2 separate regions of the Homo sapiens genome follow, and region 2 is linked to region 1. Evidence: read pairs that join two places in POLR2A ChIA-PET (ENCODE). Cell type or tissue: PC-9. All regions are shown on one strand.

Region 1 (5,000 bases):
TATTACCAGGCATTGTGGGAGAAGCTGAGAAAAACTATGAATAATGTACTGACCCTGCCCTAAACAAGCTCATTGTCTAGTGAGGGATGTGTATATACGTGTACAGGGAACTCCCAATTGTTTTTTCTTTTTGGTTTGGTTGGCTTTTTTGTTCTTTTTAAGGTAAATATCCAGTTTTTGAAGCTGATTAACTTCTAGGTGCAAGGTTTAAAGATGGTGAAAAACTACTATGATCAATTCCCATATTCCCTTCAAGACAAAGGTTTTCACCAACTGGCAATAACATGAAAAGGGTAACAATAAAAACAAAATCTACACATTAGTGTGATAAAGACCACAATAAGAAAGGTCAGAACTTCTAAGAGTGGTGAAAATGCTGAGCAAAACAGGGAAGTCAAAGGAGAGGCTGCTCTGAGTAGGTACCCATGAATGATTTTTGGTACATGAATACATACTGACAGAGGGCATGACAGCTGATGTTAAGTTTTCTCAAGCCTGTAAACAGGAATAAAGCTGATGTTTAAATTATCCTGGCTTCTGTCTGGCCTTTTTGGACATCTGTTGTTCTTGGGAGATTTGGAGACAAAGTGAGGTGGCATCACTGGGAGAATAATTCCCACTTAAAATCTGTAATACTCTGCCTCCACAAATTCTTTCAACACAGAGGGACCTCCTATCCATTCACTCTACCATCTTTTTACTGTCACTCATCCCCTTACGCCTTTTTTTTTTTTTTTTTAGACAGAGTCTCACTCTGTCCCAGAGTGTAGTGGCATGATCTCGGCTTACTGCAGCCTCCGCCTCCCAGGTTCAAGTGATTCTTGTGCCTCAGCCTCCCCAAGTAGCTGGGAAAACATGCGCACGCCACCACACCTGGCTATTTTTTTTTTTTTTTTGTATTCTTTAGTAGAGACAGGGTTTCACCATGTTGGTCAGGCTGGTCTCGAACTCCTGACCTCAAGTGATCCACTCACCTCAGTCTCCCAAAGTGCTATTACAGGCATGAGCCACTGTGCCCAGGCCCCCTACTTTCTTATCCATCTTAACTTTAAATGGCCCATCATTATAATTACTGCCTTGCCCTTCCCTCCCTCTTTCATAACTGTCTGATAAAACCTACAGTAGCAGAAAAGCATATACTTTGCTGACTCTGATCTCAACCTGATTTCATGATCATTGACCACAACTGAGTAGCAATACTACTCAAACTTTTCTGTCAATTCATTTTCCTACTGTCCTAGATGATTATTCCATTCCTTTCTCTCTCTCTCAAATCCCTCAATAATCTTCTTCAACTTGACAGTCAGCTTAAACCTAACCTGAGATCTACATTCATATAAACAATTGGCTATTTGATATCTCCACTCAGATTTCCAGTAAGCCTCTCAAACTTAACACGTCTAATATTGAGCTACTGAGTACTTCCCCCACTGCATTCACTGTACTACTCCCACTGCACTACCCCAAACCTATTTCTCCTGTTCTCTCACCCCATTATATCTTGACATGAGTTCAGGCCAAAAACCTTAAAGTCTTATTTCTCACTGTCCATACACCCAACACCCAATTCATCAGCAAATACTATAGGTTCTGTCTTCAAAAATATATCCAGAATCTGAACATTTCTCACCTCAACCACCCTAGTCCAAGCCACCATCAGCTCTCATCTCAATGATGGCAAATTTCCTAACTATTCTCCCTATTTTCACCTTTGCTCTCCTGCAGACTATTCTCTACCGAGTAGCCATAGTGATCACAGTCATATCACTTCATTCCCCTACTACTCCCCTCCTATGGCATCTCAACACACTCAGGGTAATTAGCTAAGGTCCTCACTATGGTCCAGAAAGCCCTATATGATCTGCCTATTCATTACAACCACTGGCACTTCATGTCCTACCACCGTCCCCTTCAATCATCTACTCTGCTCATAATGCCCTCCTTGTTCCTGAACATGCCAGGCATGCACCCACCTGAGCCTTTGGAGCTGCGGTTCCTTCAGCACAGAATGCTCCTCCCCTAGCTAAACTCACTCCCTCATATCTTCAAATCTCTGCCCTAATGCTTTCTTCTCAGTAAGGCCTTTCCTGGTCACCCTAAGTAAATTACATCTGCCAGGCATTAGTCTTATGCTTTTACCCTGCTTTGTTCTTCCTAGAACTCTTTACCTGGTATTATATTCTTATTTGTTCATTATTTATTTCTGTTCAACATAATATAAGCTCTGTAAGAACAGAGACTTCTGTTTGTTCACTGCTGGAATCCTCTCTTCCAGAACAGAACTTGGCTCATAGAAGGCGCTCAATAAAGGATTTAAATAAATAAATGAATAATCAGTGGAGAATGTGATGGAAACATACATATGCAGAACTTAAACTAATTTGGAAAGGTCAGGGAAAGCTTCTCTGAATGGTGGCATTTAAGCACAGACCTGAAAGACAAGCTAGCCTAGTGAAAGAACATGGGAAAGAGAGACTATTCCAGATAGTAAAAAAAAGTCGAGGCAAAAGAAACATGGCCATTTGTTCAATGAAAGTATAAACATACTTTCCCCAAATACAACACTCCTTTAAAAAAATAAAGCAAGCAAATATATTTTCCTTAGGTTCTACATTCTATCCTACACTAGACAATGGGAACTAACATAGTATACTAGCCTGCATACTCTTGGCCAGGGACCATTAATGTACCTATTTAAAATATTCTTGGCCAAGATGAGTACTACGAAGAATAAAAGAAAGTAAGTACTCTGCAACATGTGTTATTTATTCCATTGTAGCTTTTACTGTGTTATTTTCAATCTTGGCAATTAACTTTAGATCTGACAAAAGGTAGTACTGAACCTGCCATGAAGAAACAATGAGAAGATAACATGCTAAAGGTACTTAAAAGGTACAAGGTTAAAAGTGGCTAAAGGCCCCAAAGAAATGACCAAGGAAACCAAAGTTAAAGGTCAATAGGTGATTAGGTAGTGATAATGTCCTCTGCTACTATGAAGGGCATCAAAATCACCACTGCAGCCAAATGGACCAACAACTGTTTGAAAGCTGAAAAACTATCACTTACAGGCAAGACATAACTTCAGGAAATTTGAAGAGTATGGAAAAATGACTACAGATGCCAGAAATGTATATACTTGAAGGCTATGCTATGGAACCCCAGTGTAATGCTCATTGGCAGCCTCATTTCCAGGAAAGCAGAAAGTCTCTTTGAGTTGAAGAGGTTATGAATATAGTTTAGTATGACAAAAATATATAGCACATAAGATGCACAAAATAATATTCTGAAACCACAGGTAATTATATAAAAAGGATAAGAAAGGAGATGTTTTAAAATAGATGTGTTTTGGGATCATAAGAACCACCCTTGAGAATATGAAAAAAAGCTTAATAATTCATTCACACACAAATTCTATATGCAACTTTAGGGGATTCTCAAACTCATGAAAATTCAGTGGAAAAGCGCAGGTAAAATCATCACACTGAAGACAAAGCTATAACCCATAATGAAAGCTACACAGCAGGCTTTTACAAATTATCTAGATTGATGTTAGAAGACAGAAGGTTAGAGGAAAGTAGGCTCCAGGAAAAAAAAAAAATTATAAAAAGGTGACATGATTATAAGGCCAAATAAATTTAAAGAAAGTAAAAAGGCTTATAACTATAATTTCAGAAAGTCATGGTATAACTATGAAACTGTAAAATAATTTTAAGTAAATGACAGAATTTAGGAAGAGAGATTCCTTTTCTCTTTAAGGCTAAATATATTATTCATCTTACAGCCCAAAGTGTGACAATGGAATAAAGAAATCCAAACCAAGCACTTAGGCCTTTATTAATATTTAATTTTTTTCAACCAACATATAATAAATATAGTATCAGAACACTGTATAATTACAGAACCAAAAAAAAAAGCATTAACAATTTTGACAACATGAGAAGAAAAGGACAAATGGATAAATAACCAAGGGTGAGGATATAAAAAAAAAAAACTATATTAAAGTTAAAAAAGGAAGTAATCAATGATCCAAAAATACTAACAAAAAACACTGGGAAAAAGGCTTGAGAGGGGAAGTAAGGGGAAGTAAATTGAGCAAGCTAAATCCTCATCTTTTGTTGCATAGGAGAGACACTGTCTAAAGTTGGTAACTGAAGTTATAAGGGAATAAGCATATTTGTTATAGTTCTAGCAGTAACCTGTAGAAATTCTAAAAATAGAAGTTCCCTCTGAGGAATATGACTAGGGTGGGAAAAAGTAAACTAGGAGATATTCACTTTTCATCCTAAATTCTTCTGGACTATTCATTATCATGTATTCATGTTCTTTGGGCAAAAATAAAAAACAAAAAATTTAAATCACTTTAGGTAGGTCACCAGTGCTGATGCAATTCCCTGCCACTATTTGACCTATTTCAATTACTTTCCAAATATATCAAAGCAAGGCTTACTTGCATCTCCTGAGGAGTTCTTTTATTTATTGTTTGTTCAAGATAGAATTAAAGACTTTTACATGTCTAAGAGTCATTAACAACTCAATACTGATGATATCTTTTTAAAAGAACATTGACATTTCAGTTAATTCTCATTGTATCAAAATTCCTTAAATCCTGGCAATGTTTAATTGGTCGGGACCAAATATTCCTTTGAGTTTCCATTAGGGCATATATATTTATTCATGATGCTGTTACAACTCCCAGCATGCTGTTACAACTCCCAGTTACATTATTTTACAGTAAGGTGATTCCTTCTAAACCAAACTCTTATTTGTTGGCCTACTACATGCCAGTCAAGAGGGATTCAAAGATGAGTGCGTGGTCCAGGAAGATGCAGATGTGGGGTACCACAGAGAAAGTGATTGTTTTTTGTTTTGTTCTGCTTCCCCTGGTGGAGGTTGGAGGGAGGGAGGAAGGGAGGGCGAAAGTAGGAGAGATTGGATGGCATACAAATCAATGTTTGGATTAACATGGCATTTGTCCCGGCAGGAAATGTAGACCTGAAGGG
Region 2 (5,000 bases), 190 kb before region 1:
TCATTTGGAGCCTAGAACAGTTTATAAATTTTTTTAGGGGGAAAGTACATGTCAAAATTGTAAGATATTAGTAACAAGAGAATAACTCTACACAATTTTAAAAGCAAGTAACTTAAGTTTATGTTAACACGGCACATCTAATTGTCAACAAATGCAGCCTGTATTTTATTTTTTTAACTCAGCCTAAATGCTTCCAGTCCTTTCCTTCCACGGTGTCAAATGGAGCTGTTGTGTAGGCAAAGTGTCTTTTGTCCCATCACGTGTGGGAATTTAGTAACCTTTTCACCATGACAATTAGAAATAACAAAGAGGTATCTATTCATTCAGTATAAATTCTTAGCATTAATAGTTGGCCCAGGACTGGTAAAGTTATTAGACTGGTTCATATCTGGTTCATTGTGTTTCTGCCTTGGTAAAATAAGCATTCAGCTAGGGTTCTCATGCTTAAGGCTAGACACCAGTTAATAGGGCAAAAGGTAACAGGGCAATTTAACTTTTAGTTAAGTGTTTTTCCATTAATTGGGCCACACATTCTTACAAGCACAAGTGCACACAGTTTGGTCCTGAGAAGATTTGCAAGCGTTTTGTGTGTCTTTTGTTAGTTCCAATATACAGCTTATCCTTGATTTAGCAGACTACAGTTATACAAGACTTTTCTTAATTGCTTTTCATGCATAGTTGGGAGAAACAGCAGGCAGCCTTTAAGCAGAGGTTTTGTGGCCCAAAATGGTAGCTTCAAGTGCCTCCTTCCCAGTGTTTATTGTTGACAATTCAATTAGCATGCCAAAGCAGCTGTGCGCTGTAGCAGGCAGGGTCAACCAGACTGCACAGAAACTAATTTTACTAACAGAGGGGCAAAATTCGCTGTGCTGCATTTATCTTATGCATTTACTAAAGAGCACGACAGGAGAAAGCTAGCCAGTTCTCCCCAATTTAAATTAATCTTGTGGAAAGTCACACATGTAAGCCATTTTTGTTCCATTAGTGGCTGATGAAAAGCTATTCATTTTCTCACTCTTCAAGCTTTAATAAAAGCCACACTTGGCAACAATGAGATAAATACCTCATATTCATGAGAAGTTTTATTTTAGTGAAAAGTGACTTTTTTTTTTTTTTTGACATGGAGTATCACTCTTGTCACCCAGGCTGGTTGCAGTGGCACAGTCTCGGCTCACTGCAACCTCCACCTCCCGGGTCAAGTAATTCTCCTACCCCAGCCTTCCCAGTAGCTGGGACTACAGGTGTGTGCTACCAGGCCCAGCTAATTTTTTTTTTGTATTTTTTGGTAGAGACAGGGTCTCATCATGTTGGCCAGGCTGGTCTCAAACTCCTGGCCTCAAGCCATCCGCCTGCCTTGGCCTCCCAAAATGCTGGGATTACAAGTGTGAACCCACTGCGCTCGGCCTAAAAGTGTATTTCTTAACCAAAGAAAGCCAAAGAGAATAAGGCTCATATAAGGGTATTTTATGGATAATGCAGTCAACAAAGATAATTTGGAGAACCACAAGCATACTGAATGATTTAGTCTCTCCTGGTAGTTCAAATGTAATTGGTGAGAGACAACGCATGGTGCAGAGACATGTAGGTAAGCTGAAGGGACTCAAGGGCCAGATGGGAGAAGCTCCTTAGGGTCGGATCTGGCTCTGTAGGTGATTCTGGGGCAGCTCTCAAGCAGGTGCTCCATGTTCTGCTGGTGCAGCTGCGCTCTGGAGCCACGTGCCACTGGTTCCTGGGGGTGCATGTTAGAGCTCTGAGGTGACTGCTGGTTCTCCAAGAGTTCAGCCATGAGATTGGCCACAACAGTGTGCGTGACAACCGGACCCTTATGTGTCCCAGCCAGAAGTGGGGAGGGAAGTCACTCCTGATTCCCTGTTCAACACTGTTGACTTCTCAGGTGCTAACATTTAATATATATATATTTTTTGAGACAGGGTCTCTGTCACCTAGGCTGGAGTGGAATGATGCAATCAGTAGTTCACTGTAGCCCTGACCTCCCGGGTTCAAGCCATCCTTGCACCTCAGCCTCCTGAGTAGCTGGGACTACAGTTATGCACCATCATGCCTGTTTTGTTTTGTTTTGTTTTTTTTGTAGAAATGGGATCACACTATGTTGCCCAGGCTGGTCTTGAACCCCTGGCCTCAAGTGATCCTCCCATCTCCACCTCCAAAAATGCTGAGATTACAGGCATGAGCCACCATACCAGGCCTAATGCTTCCTTTTTAATAACTTAGGTTAGACTTTGGACATCATCTTTGACTGATGGCTACAGAAAGTCTGAGTTGGAGGCAGAGATGATAAAGGATGTAACCTCACAAAGAAATAGCATGAGGTGGCTATCTACCTGACCTATTCAATTTTCATACCTAAAATTCTACAAACAAGCAGAATTGGAAAGTTGCCTTATTTTTCTATTGTAGCACTACTGGCAAGGTTTCCTGAATCATTTTATTTTCATCCTTTCATTGTAACCACCTAACAAGTCCATTTTGCCCGCTGCCTAGACAGAGCCAATTTATTAAAACAGGGGAATTGCAGCCAAGTGCGGTGACTCACACCTGTAATCCCAGCACTTTGGGAGGCTGAGGCAGGCAGATCACAAGGTCAAGAGATCAAGACCATACTGGTCAACATGGTGAAACCCCGTCTCTACTAAAAATATAAAAATTAGCTGGGTGTGGTGGCGGGCACCTATAATCCCAGCTACTCAGGAGGCTGAGGCAGGAGAATCACTTGAACCTGGGAGGCAGAGATTGCAGTGAGCTGAAATCGTGCCACTGCACTCCAGTCTGGCGACAGAGTGAGACTCCATCTTAAAAGCAAACAAACAAAATCAAAAAACAAAAAAAAAACAGGGGAATTGCAATAGAGAAAGAGTTTAATTCATGCAGAGCTGGCTGTATGGGAGATGGAAAGTGAGGAGTGCTGATTGGTCAAGTCAGAGATGAAATCATAGGGAGTTGAAGCTGTCCTCTTGTGATGAGTCAATTCCTGGGTGGGGACCATAAGACCAGATGAGCCAGTTTATCCATCTAAGTGGTGTCAGCTGATCCATCGAGTACAGGGTCTCCAAAATATCTCAAGCACTGATTTTAATATTTACAATAGTGATATTATCCTCAGGAGCAATTTGGGGAAGTTTAGAATCTTGCAGCCTCTAGCTGCATGACTCCTAAACCATAATTTCTAATCTTGTGGCTAATTTGTTAGTCCTGCAAAGGCAATCTAGTCCCCAGGCAGAAAGGGGGGTTGTTTTGGGAAACGGCTATTATAATCTTTGTTTCAAAGTTAAATTATAAACTGAATTCCTCCTAAAGTTAGTTCAGCCTAGGCCCTGGAATGAACAAGGACAGCTTGGAGGTTAGAAGAAAAATGGAGCTGGTTAGGTCAGATCTCTTTCACTGTCATAATTTTCTCAGTTATAATTTTTGCAAAGGCAGTTTCATCATCATTCTTGCCCCTTTTCCAACCTTTCTTTAAAATGTTTTTATCTTACCATTAATTTGTACTTCTTTAGGGTTTAACATTCTAGTGCTAAGCAACCCCAAAATTGTTATTTTCACCCCTAAATTTCTTAAGTTGGCTTGCCTGTGGGCTTATATTTTTATTATTTTCTGTAAATTCCTCATCCTACCTTTTTTTCTTTTTTTCTGGATTAGACTTCTAGTCAAATGCTACCAGCCTTCAAAATAAACATTTCAGGAATTTTGTGTATGAGGGGGTACAGGATAGAAGTCCAACACAAAGATGAGATCCCCAAACTTTTAGATGAGCGGCTCTCATAAAGAAAATAGAGAATTGGAAGAAATGAGTTCTGAAATAAGATGGAAACTCATTTATACAAAATCCACTCATGGAAAACTTCACATAGACTTGAATGTTGAGATGACTGGCCTTCTTCACGTTGCAAAGTGACAGATGGCATCTCCTAAGAAGCTTTATAGCCTCATGATCTCCTTCTTAATTCCAAATTATTTAAATACCATATATTCTCTAAAAGCCTTATGAAAACTTTGTTTAATACAACTTTTACTGTGTTTTTATCTACTCATTATGTATACTAATCTGTATATTCCCTGGGAAAAGTAAGAATTTTTTGGAATATCAGCATAACAAATGACTTCTTTCTTATGGGATGTTATCTCTATTCCACAGCTTTTCAAAGTGGTCTCTAATGCTTACACCGTACACACATATGGATTTGTCAGGATCCCATATCCCCAGATCATAGTTAATTATAGCTGACACTTGGAAATTTGGTATACTTGTGAGAAATTAAAACACCAGATTAGCCAAGACTTCTCTTACTTGCTTATTTGCAAAAATATATTTTTAACTCTGGGAAAACATCTCCTAACTGAAACCTCCTAAAGTCAAGGTCTTAATCCACAGGCAACACAATATTTCACATATGCTTTTAAAGTCTGGTGTATTCATCAATTAGAATGATTCAGTGGCGGTCATTTAATTATTTCTCCCAGGCCACTGAGAAATGTAAGCAAACTCAGATAACAAAGTTAAAGTCTGATTTATTAAGGTGGTATACATATTTCACATACCTAACTCATTCCTGCACACTGGAGCGGGATTAAGTGATGCAGAATCATGGCTAAATCCATAATCTTGCTTTTATATCAACTTCAAACAGAGGTCAACACTGACATATTTACACCTATATAAAGCCATATCCATTATATTATTAAATGCCCTCCTAAATATTCCTAATAGAACTTTTTATGATGATTGCAACCCCCTGGAGACACTTCTACCCAGCCTTCAACATATTTTTACTAAGATCCTGTAGTTCCACATGAAAATAACTTTTCAATTTAGCATTTCTACTTAATCCAATTTAAAGGCTTTGTCCTGTCTCATTTAACTTACGGAATGAGAGACCAGTAATAGGAACAGAAATAGGAACTTTATATAGTTTTAAAATATGTTATATTTACCAAATACATGTGGGTGACTCTCAAATGTTTACATATAGCTCTCCCCTAAG

What was found. Peaks named below come from ENCODE experiments on the same cell type or tissue, not always from the same donor. Only the 100,000 strongest peaks of a DNase experiment are listed, where the experiment ranks them.
Region 2: POLR2A ChIA-PET joins it to region 1 with 9 read pairs; 1 of 35 experiments calls an interaction of 5 or more read pairs at or near these places.

Annotation. Positions count from the first base shown.
Region 1 is chr2:183,011,900-183,016,899 of GRCh38, forward strand. The region is part of intron 2 of NCKAP1 (NCK associated protein 1); the gene reads right to left. Among named protein-coding and RNA genes, the nearest start is that of NCKAP1, 24 kb to the right of the region's middle. In PC-9, no CTCF peak of the experiment used is centred here; no DNase peak of the experiment used is centred here; H3K27ac peaks cover 1,101 bases.
Region 2 is chr2:182,818,412-182,823,411 of GRCh38, forward strand. No RefSeq gene overlaps it. Among named protein-coding and RNA genes, the nearest start is that of FRZB, 46 kb to the right of the region's middle. RefSeq lists an enhancer at 176-1,056. In PC-9, no CTCF peak of the experiment used is centred here; a DNase peak (open chromatin) is centred at 2,988.